2 separate regions of the Homo sapiens genome follow, and region 1 is linked to region 2. A link is an interaction called in ENCODE POLR2A ChIA-PET data of the cell type or tissue named here. Cell type or tissue: B cell. All regions are shown on one strand. Links, peaks and the distances in the headings refer to the core of each region. The heading gives the core; the rest is flanking DNA. Region 1 overlaps KCNC3 (potassium voltage-gated channel subfamily C member 3). Region 2 holds the start of MYBPC2 (myosin binding protein C2).

Region 1 (5,295 bases), core at 296-5,295, 120 kb before region 2:
TGCGTATTAGAGACAAAACTTTTAAAACAAGTGTTTGTCCTCATACTGCCTCAAACCTTAGCACACCACCAAAGGTACAAATACAACCCTCTGGGAAACACTGGTGTCTGTGAAGAGGGTACCTTTGGGGCACCATCTCAGGGAAGAGACTCAGGGTTAGGCGTAAGACAAAGAGGGTGCTTGGGGAGGGTCTGGTTCCCTGGAATTGCAGACAGGTTGCGCCTATCTTGGAAGTTCTAGCATCAAGGGAACCTGGGCTGGACAAGTCTGTTAGGGCTTTGGGGATATGGGTGCGGAACAGGCCTGAGGCTTTGGGGGTGTCCAAGAAATGTCAGTTGTGGGAAGGATTTGGAGCATCCCAAAGGCTGAATTTGAGCTGAAAAGAGCTGGGTCAAGTCTTGGAGGTTTGAGAAGTGCTGGGACGCAGTTCAGGGAATTTGGTGGGGGTGTTTGGGGTGGCAGGAGTGGGGAGGGAGGGTGGTTCAGGGAGCCTCTGTGTGCAGAGGTTAAGTCGCAGGAGTGTGTGGGGATTGGGAGATGTGGCGTGCCAGGGTCAGTCTCAGAATTCTGGGTGCAGGTCTCATGTCCTGGGAATGGAGGGAGATAGTCGGGGAATTTCGTGTGCTAGGGCCAGATCATCCCAGGAATTCTGGGATAGGAGGTCTGAGTCCATGCAGCAAGAATAGAGGCGAGCAGGTCCCTGGGGGAAGGGGCGGATGAGAGGGTGAAATTCACCAGAGGAATTCTCCTAAAGGCTGAGGGAGCAGGTCCAAAGCCCGCCCCGCCCTCCCACCACCTGAGCTCAACTCGGCCCCGCCCTCCCGCCACCTGAGCTCAACTCCGATCTGGGGCTTGGGTAACTGTTCCTCCTTCCCCTACACTGTTTCTAGTTTCTGGTTTGTTTTCTCCTAATCAACGCACAGGGTTGGTTGTCCTCCTGGGGTGAAGGATGGGAAGGCTGGAGACCTTAAAGGCCAGCCCGACCCCCGGGAGGTGCCACCCCCTTCCCAGAGTGCCTGCCCCTCAAACCCGCGCATGCGGCCCCTGGCGGCTTATTGCTGAGGTGGACTTGGAGTGGGGGCTCCAGGTTAGGGAAGGCATGCAGTGTGTGGGGGGAGGTGCCCCAAGATGTAACTGGCATAATTTGGACTTATTTACACAAGTTGATGGCAGGGGGATGTCCTATGGCTCGTGGAGACCTGAGAAGGCTTTTTTTGGGGAGGGAAGAGTTGGGGGGACGGGCTGTGGCCCCTCTCTCCATCCTGGGGGCCCAGGTTGGGGGTGAGGGGCCCGGGGGTGTCTGCTGGCATCGTCATCTCGGTTGCATATTATTAATGACTTTTTGATTTTTTTTAAAAAAACCCTTTTCCCCACCCCCCACCCCCAGCTCCTTTGACCTTCTTCCCGGTCACCCCCGAGTCCCCCCACAGGGGGGAGGGGAGCGCTAAAGGATGGAGGGCAGGGTCGGGGGAGCGCGGCGGGCGGCCCGGGGAGAGCCAGGGGGGGTGGCAAGGGGCGCGAGGCGCAGGGACACCCCGCTCAGGCCCGCGATGCTGCTGAGGCTGCGGGATTTCTCGTAACCTGGGGGGTGGGGAGGTGTGCAGACACAGGGGGGAAGCACGAAGATGGGGTGCAGGGAAGGGTCAGACAGAGAGACCCAAGGCAGGGAGAAAGAGACAGAGAGAGAAAGAAATGGAAGGGGAGGACAACAGATACCCAGAGAGACAGAGAAGGCAAGACAGACAGAGTCAGGCAGACAGAGACACAAAAGGACGGATGACAAGAGACAGATGGACAGAGATGGACCAAGGAGATGGAGAGAGAAAGTGAACAAATCGGGGAGTCAGTCAACATCGATGAGAAAGGGGGAGACATCGGGGAGGGGGGAGAGACTCCGGATTAGGAGGCAGGTTGGTGCCCACCGAGCCTCCCCCGCCCCATTCCCACCACAGTCCACCGCCCTTCCCCCCCTCCACTGGTCCCCTCACCTGAGGCAAAAGGTGGGGGGCAGCAAGGCGGGATGGTGGGCGGCAGGGGCGTGGGGAGGGGCTGGGTGGAATGCATGTGGGAGCAGCCAGCGGAGAGGGCAGGGAACGGTGCGGCCGCCGTAGCGGGGCTGGGGGCTGACCTAGTTGTAGGGAAAGAGAGCAGGCAGGGGGTGGGGTCTGCAAGGGGGCTGAGTGGAGCGAAGCTGGCAGTGCCCTTGGGGAATCCGATGAGAACTCCAGGAGCAGTGGGGGGGGGTGGGGGGGGAGGGAGGCTCCTCCAGAAGATTCTAAGGACGGGGTCGGGGGTGGGGGGCGGTGAGGCGGAGGGCTGGGGAGAGGGACATCTTTAAAGGGTCCAAGAAGGCTCTGAGCTTCTGACGGGTGCGGGAAGGCTCTCACAGGCATCTCACAGCTAATGGGACTCAAGATCCAGCAACAGTGTGTGTGGTTTCTGCAAAGCCTGGGGCTGCCTGCAGGGTTCTGCACCCCCGCAGGGAGCTCTGTGGCTTTTCCAGGCAACGCTAAGGGAGCTGTCTGGACAAAAGGTGTCTTGATCGTAGGAGGGAGGGCTTGGGGGGAGATTTGAAGCCCAGTGTCTTGGGGACACCCCCTCCCAGCCATTCCCAATTGCTAACCTGGGGGGAAGGGGCGGGGGGGACCGAAAGTCTCGCGAGGTCTCAGGCGGTGACAAGAGCTGGGGACAGAAATACACAGAGTCACGGGGGTGGGGAGAGGATGGTCAGGGGAAACCCCCCAACACAGCCTCACTGTTGGGGGGATGGAGAAACGCCGCCGGGATCATTTCCTCCTCTCTGGTGTTTTCCGCGGGAGGGGAGCAGTGAAATGGGGGGCGGCTGAGACATCAAATATGGAAGGAGCTTCCGGGCTGGCTGGGGAGGGGGAGGGGAGGAGGAAGGATGGGAGGAGGGAGAGTTCTGGGGAGGAGTGGGAGCCAGTGATCAGGTGAGGGCAGATGTAGGAGGGAGGAGCAGGGGTGGAGGACAAGCCTGGAGGAAAGGAGGGTCTTGGGAGGACCATAGGGGACAATTAGGGAGGGAAGAAGCCTGGCGCAGTGGCTCAGACCTGTAATCCCAACACTTTGGGAGGCCAAGGCAAGCAGATCACTTGAGTCCAGGAGTTCGAGACCAGCCTGGCCAACAAAACCCCATCTCTACTAAAAATCCAAAAATTAGCCGGGTGTGGTGGCAGGCACCTGTAATTCCAGCTACTCTGGAGGCTGACGCAGGAGAGTCACTTGAACCTGGGAGGCAGAGGCTGCAGTGAACCAAGATTGCGCCACTGCACTCCAGCCTGGGCGACAGAGCGAGACCCCATTTCAAAAACAAAAACGAAAGGGTTGGGAAGGGAAGGTTGTGGTAGGAGAGACTCTTGGGGGAAGGAGCATGGGGGGCAATAGGCCAAAGGGGTCTTGTGGGAGGGAGGGTTGTGGGGCTGAAGGACAGCAAGGAAAAGGCTTGGGGAGGGCTGGAGGGGGAAGGATCCAGGGCACCAGGGATAGAAGCTTCAGCCAACCCCATCAGCTCCAGCCATGATTTGAGTTCAATGAATGGATTTTGGCATCATAGGCAAGAGAAGCAGGGACCTCCCCCACCCAGCCACCCCCACCCCAATCCTCCCTCACCCATAGGCCCACACCCTCTCCCCCTCAATCCCATAGGGGCCCCTCTAGACCTGGGGGTGGGGAACAGAGGAAGGTAAAGGACTGGGAGTGGGTGCAAGCAGGGGGAGGAGTTAGATAGGAGCAGGGAGGGGAGTGGGGGGGTAATGAGCTGGAAATGGACAATGACGGGGAGGTTACAAAAAGGAGAGGTGGGGGGGATGGAACAAGAGGAGCCAGACAGTCCCCCCTCTGGACTAGGAGCCCGGAAGCCTGGGGTCTCGGCCCTTGTGCTCTGTGGCCTGGGGTGGTGGGTTGGTCATGGCCTTCCCTGAATGTCTGTGAAACACAGGGGTTTAGGTGAGGCCATTCCTGGAAGCCCCCCAGGTTCCCCTATGGCATCTCCTTAGGCTGTGGACAGGGATCCTTTAGGATGTGTCTCTGCATTTCTAAAGAAGATTCCACAGACGGCTGTTGAATGAATGCATGATGGATCACATACCTTCAGGTGGCTTCCCTTCACGTTTAAGATAAAGTCCCGCCTCCTCACCATGGCCGAAAATCCGTCCTGATCTTTCTCCCTGGACTCCAGCAGCCCTCTCCCCTTGGCCACTGGGATCAGCCTCACTGTGCTCCTTGCTGTCCCTTGAACAAGCCAAGCTCATCCTCCACCCCCTCCCCCAGGGAAGCTCAGGGCCTGTGCACTTGCTGTTTCTTCTGCCTGCCTGGCCCTTTTCACCCTCCAGGTTCTGTGTCACCTCCTCAAAAAGTCCTTTGCAGAACTCCTTTTCTTCCCCCAGAGATGGGGTCTTACTCTGTCCCCCCAGGCTGGAGCACCATGGCACAATCATGGCTCACTGCAGCCTCCCAGACTCCTGGGCTCAGACAGTCCTCCCACCTCAGCCTCCCAAGTAGCTGGGTCTACAGGCATGCACCACCACACCTAAGTTTTTTGGTTTTGAGGAAATGGTCTTGCTCTGTTGCCCAGGCTGGTCTCAAATTTCTAGGCTCAAATGATACTCCCACCTTGGCCTCCCAAAGTGCTGGGGTTATAGGCGGCAGCCACTGTGCCCAGCCAGACCTCTTTAACTGAAGTGGCCAGAGTAATAGTCTTGTTCTTTTATCTTTATCTTAATTGCTTCTTTTCTTCTTCTTCTTCTTCTTCTTTTTTTTGAGAGGGAGTCTCACTCTATTTGTAGCCCAGGCTGGAGTGCAGTGGTGTGATCTTGGCTCACTGCAACCTCCACCTCCCGGGTTCAAGTGATTCTCCTACCCCAGCCTCCCAAGTAGCTGGGACTACAGGTGCCCACCACCACGCATGGCTAATTTTTGTATTTTTAGTAGAGATGGGGTTTCACCATGTTGGCCAGGCTGGTCTCGAACTCCTGACCTCAAGTGATCCACTGTCCTCGGCCTCCCAAAGTGCTGGGATTACAGATGTGAGCCACCCCCGCCGCCCAGCCTTAATTGCTTATTTTCTGCTTCTTCCTATGAGCGGCTGGAAACTTTTCCTGTAAAAGGCCAGATAGTAAATCTCTTTGGCTATAGGGGCTGTATAGTCTTTGTCCCAATTATTCCACTCTGCTGTCGTGGCTTAACATGGTTGTGTTCCAATAAAGCTTTGTTTACAAAAACAGATGCTGAAAGATCAGGCCCTCAGGCTGGAGTTAGTTTGCGGACCCCTTACAA
Region 2 (5,361 bases), core at 257-5,256:
CCCCACAAAGACTGAGTTCTCATGGGGATCCTACCCTTCCTAGTGCCACTCCCTATGGCCATGCTGAAGACCACTCTGGCCACGCGACTGATTTTGGGTGATCATGGCAGCTCCCCACCCATGTCATTTCTAACCAGAAGTCTCAAGGTCGTCACCCCCCTGCCCCCCAACCGAGGCCCCGGTCGCTGGTGGTGGTCTCTTTAGTGCACTGTAGCACTTGGTGGTGGAGGTGTGAGGGATCCACATTAACAGCAGGCCATCAGCTGGGCAATGGCTCACACCTGTAATCCCAGCACTTTGGGAGGCGAGGCAGGGGGAATGGCTTGAACCCAGGCATTCAAGACCAGCCTGGGCAACATAATGAGACCTCGTCTCTACAAAACATAACAAAAACAATTAGCCGAGCGTGGGGGTGAACACCTGTGGTCCCAGCTGCTCAGGAGGCTGAGGTGGGAGGATCTCTTGAGCCCAGGAAGTAGGAGGCTGTAGTGAGCTGTAATCGTGCCACTGCACTCCAGCCTGGGCGACAGAGTGAGACACCGTCTTAAAAACAAAAACAAGGCCGGGCACGGTGGCTCATGCCTGTTGTCCCAGCACTTTGGGAGGCCGAGGCAGGCGGATCACGAGGTCGAGAGATCGAGACCATCCTGGCCAACATGGTGAAACCCTGTCTCTACTAAAAATACAGAAATTAGCTGGGCGTGGTGGCACGTGCCTGTAGTCCCAGCTACTCGGGAGGCTGAGGCAAGAGAATCGCTTGAACGTGGGAGGCAGAGGTTGCAGTGAGCCTAGATTGTGCCACTGCACTCCAGCCTGGGGGACAGAGCGAGACTCCGTCTGAAAATAAAAACAACAAAAACAGCAGACCATTCAAAATAGGGAGACTTTGCATAATCCAGATTTCTGCCTTCACTTAAAACTTTGGACGGTCTGGAGAGAGTCGGCCAGTTTTCGGTGGGGGGTGGGGAGCTGGAACAGGACAGTAGCCTTTCCTAATGAGGCATTTGTTCTCCAATCTGCCCCAGTCGCTGCCATCCCTGGCTATCTCACCCTAGCAGCTTCTCAAGCCTGTTGGCTTTAGACCACTGTATAAACCCAGCTGGAACTGAAGCCTGGGTGGACTATGGAGCCCTGGTTGGGACCCCCAGGGAGTCAAAGGCTGCGGGCCAAGAGGCCAGAGGTCCTTGAGCCTGGGTGGGCAGGTGGATCTAGGGTGCATGACTTGCTGCTTCCCAACCTTAGTTTGTCCCTTCTGTGAAAAAGGGAGAGAAGGAGGAGGAAGATCTCAAAAAGACTTTCCAGCCCAGTGCGGTGGCTCACGCCTGTAATCCCAGCACTTTGGGAGGCCGATGCAGGTGGATCACCTGAGGTAGGAGTTCAAGACCAGCCTGACCAACATAGTGAAGCCCCTTCTCTACTAAAAATACAAAATTAGCTGGGCGTGGTGGCATGTGCCTGTACTCCCAGCTACTTGGGAGGCTGAGGCAGGAGAATCGCTTGAACCTGGGAGGCGGAGGTTGTAGTGAGCTGAGATCACACCACTGCACACCAGCCTGGGCGACAAGAGCGAAACTCCGTCTCAAAAAAAAAAAACTGTTGCAGCCCCGTTGAGCCTTTGACACCGCCTGAAATCCACCCCACTCCCAGGAGGAGGAGGAGGAAGGAATGCCAATGACCTAGAGACACGAGAAGTCCATGTGGAGGCACACAGCAGCTGATGGCAGAGCCCAGGCTGGGACCTGCCCTTAAGAGAATGAGTGGGAAGGGGGAGGGAGGAAGGGCAGGTAAAACGTCCTCCCCAGGGCCCCCTGCAACGGGGAAGGTACTTTTTACAAAAGCTATCATTGTCACCCTAAATGTGGAATAAAATAAGATGCATCGACGTAGACAAACCTCCTGGGACCTTTTGTCAGGGACTGCAATCCTGCCCCTCCACTGAGGCCGCTGGCTCTCAGAGACACCGTGACATCACGGGTGATGATGAGAGGAGTTCAAAGAGAGAATTATATGCTGGCGCGGTGGCTCTGTAATCCCAACACTTTGGGGGGCCAAGGCAGGAGGATCGCTTGAGTACAGGAGTTTGAAACCAGCCTGGGCAAGATAGTGAGATCCCCTTCCCACCCGTCTACAAAAAAAATAAAAAATTAGCGGGGTGTGGTGGCGTATGCCTGTAATTCCAGCTACTCCGAACTACTGAGGTGGGAGGGTCACTTGAGCACAGGAAGTTGAGGCTGCAGTGAGCCGTGATCGTGCCCCTGCACTCCAGACACGGCGAGACCCTGTCTCAAAAACAAACAAACAAATCACAAAGACACCATACAGCAAAACCTATCTGAACCTTAATGCCGAGAAATAAGAGGCTTGACGCGCAGGCACAGAGGGTTCCGTTTATGTCTTCCTCTATTCCTGCCAACTGAAGTTCTCCACCTCCTCCCCGCTTCCCCTTCCGTCTGGGTGTCTGTCCCCTTCCCTCTGAATTGAGCCCTCGGGCTGGCAGCGAGGGACGCGAGGCTTCAGGTGGCCGCGGCACTGCAGGCCTGGGCCCCTCCCCAACTTAGCGGGGCTCGCGGGAGCGCAGTGGCAGTCTGCCTGGCAACCCGTGACATCACATGGAACTGACGCCGGATTGGCTGGACGCTCCCCGGAGGCGGAGAAATTTCCGGCTCGTAGGGGGTTTTGGAAAAGGAGGAGGGGGAAGATGAACAGGAAAAAAAAGCGGAGGGACTTGTTTTCCTCACACCGGGTCCCTCACGCTGCGTTACTAGCCAGGCAGTCCCCCAGCCTTAACCCTAAGTCCCCAACACCCTTTCCCTCCTTCCTCCCCACAACACCTGGTGTCCCCAAGCCCCGCCCCTCCCCAGGCCCCGCCCCCTCGGCTCCCCGCCGCGTCCAGAGCCACCCCATTCAGAAAGTCACAGGTCCCCCTGCCGGGAAGGGCGCCAACGTCCGGGCAGCCCTCCAGGGCCTTCCCAGCCTCCCACCCGCCCCCACCGGGGACGCCCACCCCCTACCCGCGTCCGGTGCCTGCCGTGCCCGCTCCGGGAAGAGTCGCGGGGAGCGGTCCCAGGAGGGGCGGCGGCCAGTCCGGGGTCCCAGATGGCCGGGGCCCCAGCTCTTTGGGTTTGCCCACGCCCGGGGCGCGAAACTCCGGAGTCCCAGAGCCGCGGCGCCCTCCCCGGAGGCGCAGGGACCTCCTCCCCCCGCCGCCGTCCTGCCTACGCTAGGAAACCGGACCCTCCCTCCCGGCTCCGGTTTCCCGAAAACTCCTGACTTGCAGATGCTAAGAATGGCTTCCTAGACCCTGTCCCTCCCCTCCCTGCTTCATGCCAGAGCTCTGGCCCGCAGCCCTTACCCCCTTGAGACCCTCAGTCTCTTCCTCTTCCTTCTCCCGGGACCCAGGCGTCCAGGCGCTCGTCCTTTCTAGGGAACCCAAGAATCTGGGACCCCAGTTGCTTCTGCTCCCAGACTCAGGGGTCCAAGCACCCAGTCCCCTCCTCCCTGAGATTCTGGAGTCCGAGCCCCAGCCCCCTCCTCCCTCAGACCCAGGTGTCCGAGCCCCAGCCCCTCCTCCCTGGGGACCTGGCTCTCAGCCATCTCCCTAGGTCCAGCTGTTATTTCTCGCCCTTTAGAACATGCGGGCGGAATGTGGGGCGGCCCTGTGGTCTGATGTCTCCCGGAGCCTTCTGGGAGTCTCAGGACTCATTAAAAGGCTCCCCTTAGGGGCCCACCTGTCCTCCCTAGGGCCTAGCGGGACGCGGCTGCGGTCAGAGGAGCAGGAGGAGGTCCCCCGACATGCCTGAGGCAAAACCAGGTGGCGCCAGGACCCCCTCCCTGTGTGGGGATGGGGCTCTTCTTTTCTGGATGGGGATTTGGGACCCCTCTGTTTGTAGGGTTGGGAGAAGGAGGAACCTTCGCTGTGTGAGGAGGAGGCTCCCTTTGCTGTGCGGGATGGGGGTTCCCGCATCAGTTTAGGGTGAGGGTCTCGACTCTGCATGGGGAAGAGGGTCCCTTCCCTTTGTGACAGGAGTTTCCTTCCTTGTATGAGATGGGGTGGGTCTCATATCTGTGTGGGGTGAGGGATCCCCTTCACTCAGCAGGGAGGGTGTTTCTTTTTCTATAAGTGATTGGGGGGGCATCTCTGGTGGAGATGGGATTCTCTGGTTGTAAATTGGGTTCCTTTTGCTTGATGGGGATGGGGGTCTGTGTGTGTAGACTGGGTTTTTTTGTTTGTTTTTGTTTTTTGGTTTTTGGTTTTTTTTTTGAGATGGAGTCTCGCTCTGCCCCCGGGGCTGGACTGCATTGGTGCGATCTCGGCTCACTACAACATCCGCCTCCTGAGTTCAAACAATTCTCCTGCCTGGGGTAGCTGGGATTACAGGCCTGCGCCACCATGCCTGGCTATTTTTGTATTTTTAATAGAGACGGGTTTCGCCATGTTGACCAGGCTGGTCTCAAACCCCCAACCTCAGGTGATCCACCCGCCTCAGCCTCCCAAAGTGCTGGGATGACAGGCATGAGCCGCCGAGCCCGGCCAGACTGGGAGGTCTTTGCATGTGACTGGATTCTCCACATCCGGGGATGGCATCCTCTGGGCAGGGTCTGGGCCACTTCTCTGAGTGAAGACTCAGAGGGAGCCAGGTGCAGGGGCTCACGCCTGTCATCCCAGCACTCTGGGATACCGAGGCAGGAGGATTGCTTGAGGCCAGGAGTTCAAGACCAGCCTGGGCAACATGGCGAGACCTTGTCTCTACAAAAAATTAAAAATCAGCCAGGTGTGGTGGTGCATGCCTGTAGTCCCAGATACTTAGGAGGCAGTTGAGGCTGCAGTGAGCTGTGATCACGTCACTGCACTCCAGCCTGGGTGACAGAGTGAGACCCCGTCTCTAAAAAACAAGCAACAGCAACAACAAAAATGGCCCAGTGCGGTGGCTCATACCTGTAGTCCCAGCACCTTGGGAGGCCAAGGTGGGTGGATCACCTGAGCCCAGCAGTTCAAGGCCAGCCTGGCCAACATGGCAAAACCCCGTCACTACAAAAAATACTAAATTAGCTGGGCTTGTGGGGGTGTGCCTGTAGTCCCAGCTACTCAGGAGTCTGAGGTGAGAGGATCACTTGAGCCCAGGAGACGGAGGTTGCAGTGAGCCCAAATCTTGCCACTGCACTCCAGCCTGGGAGACGGAGCGAGACCCTGCTGGGAAAAAACAGAAACAAAAACAAAAAATAGATTCCAAGGGACCTTCTCTGTAGGATATGGGGTGATTGTGGGTATAAAGATTAGTGGTTCCCATCTGCATGGAGTCACAGGGGAAGTCTCTGTATTAAGGATGGGGGAGCCTCATTTCTGTGGGCACTGAGGCTTCC

The links. Peaks named below come from ENCODE experiments on the same cell type or tissue, not always from the same donor. Only the 100,000 strongest peaks of a DNase experiment are listed, where the experiment ranks them.
Region 1: POLR2A ChIA-PET joins it to region 2 with 6 read pairs; 3 of 35 experiments call an interaction of 5 or more read pairs at or near these places.

The regions. Positions count from the first base shown.
Region 1 is chr19:50,313,410-50,318,704 of GRCh38, forward strand. KCNC3 (potassium voltage-gated channel subfamily C member 3) reads right to left here. Exons shown (of 5, transcript NM_004977.3): 5 at 1-2,682. Among named protein-coding and RNA genes, the nearest start is that of KCNC3, 13 kb to the right of the region's middle. RefSeq lists an enhancer at 1-224 and a silencer at 2,870-3,050. In B cell, for the core only: no CTCF peak of the experiment used is centred there; a DNase peak (open chromatin) is centred at 2,692; H3K4me3 peaks cover 560 bases; H3K27me3 peaks cover 3,190 bases.
Region 2 is chr19:50,429,162-50,434,522 of GRCh38, forward strand. SPIB (Spi-B transcription factor) reads left to right here. Exons shown (of 6, transcript NM_003121.5): 6 at 1-2,153. MYBPC2 (myosin binding protein C2) reads left to right here and starts at 3,731. Exons shown (of 28, transcript NM_004533.4): 1 at 3,731-3,811. The coding sequence starts at 3,793. RefSeq lists silencers at 2,848-2,937, 2,968-3,187 and enhancers at 3,537-4,295, 5,110-5,361. In B cell, for the core only: no CTCF peak of the experiment used is centred there; DNase peaks (open chromatin) are centred at 1,890, 2,580, 3,470, 3,780 and 2 weaker places; H3K4me3 peaks cover 2,874 bases; H3K27ac peaks cover 5,000 bases.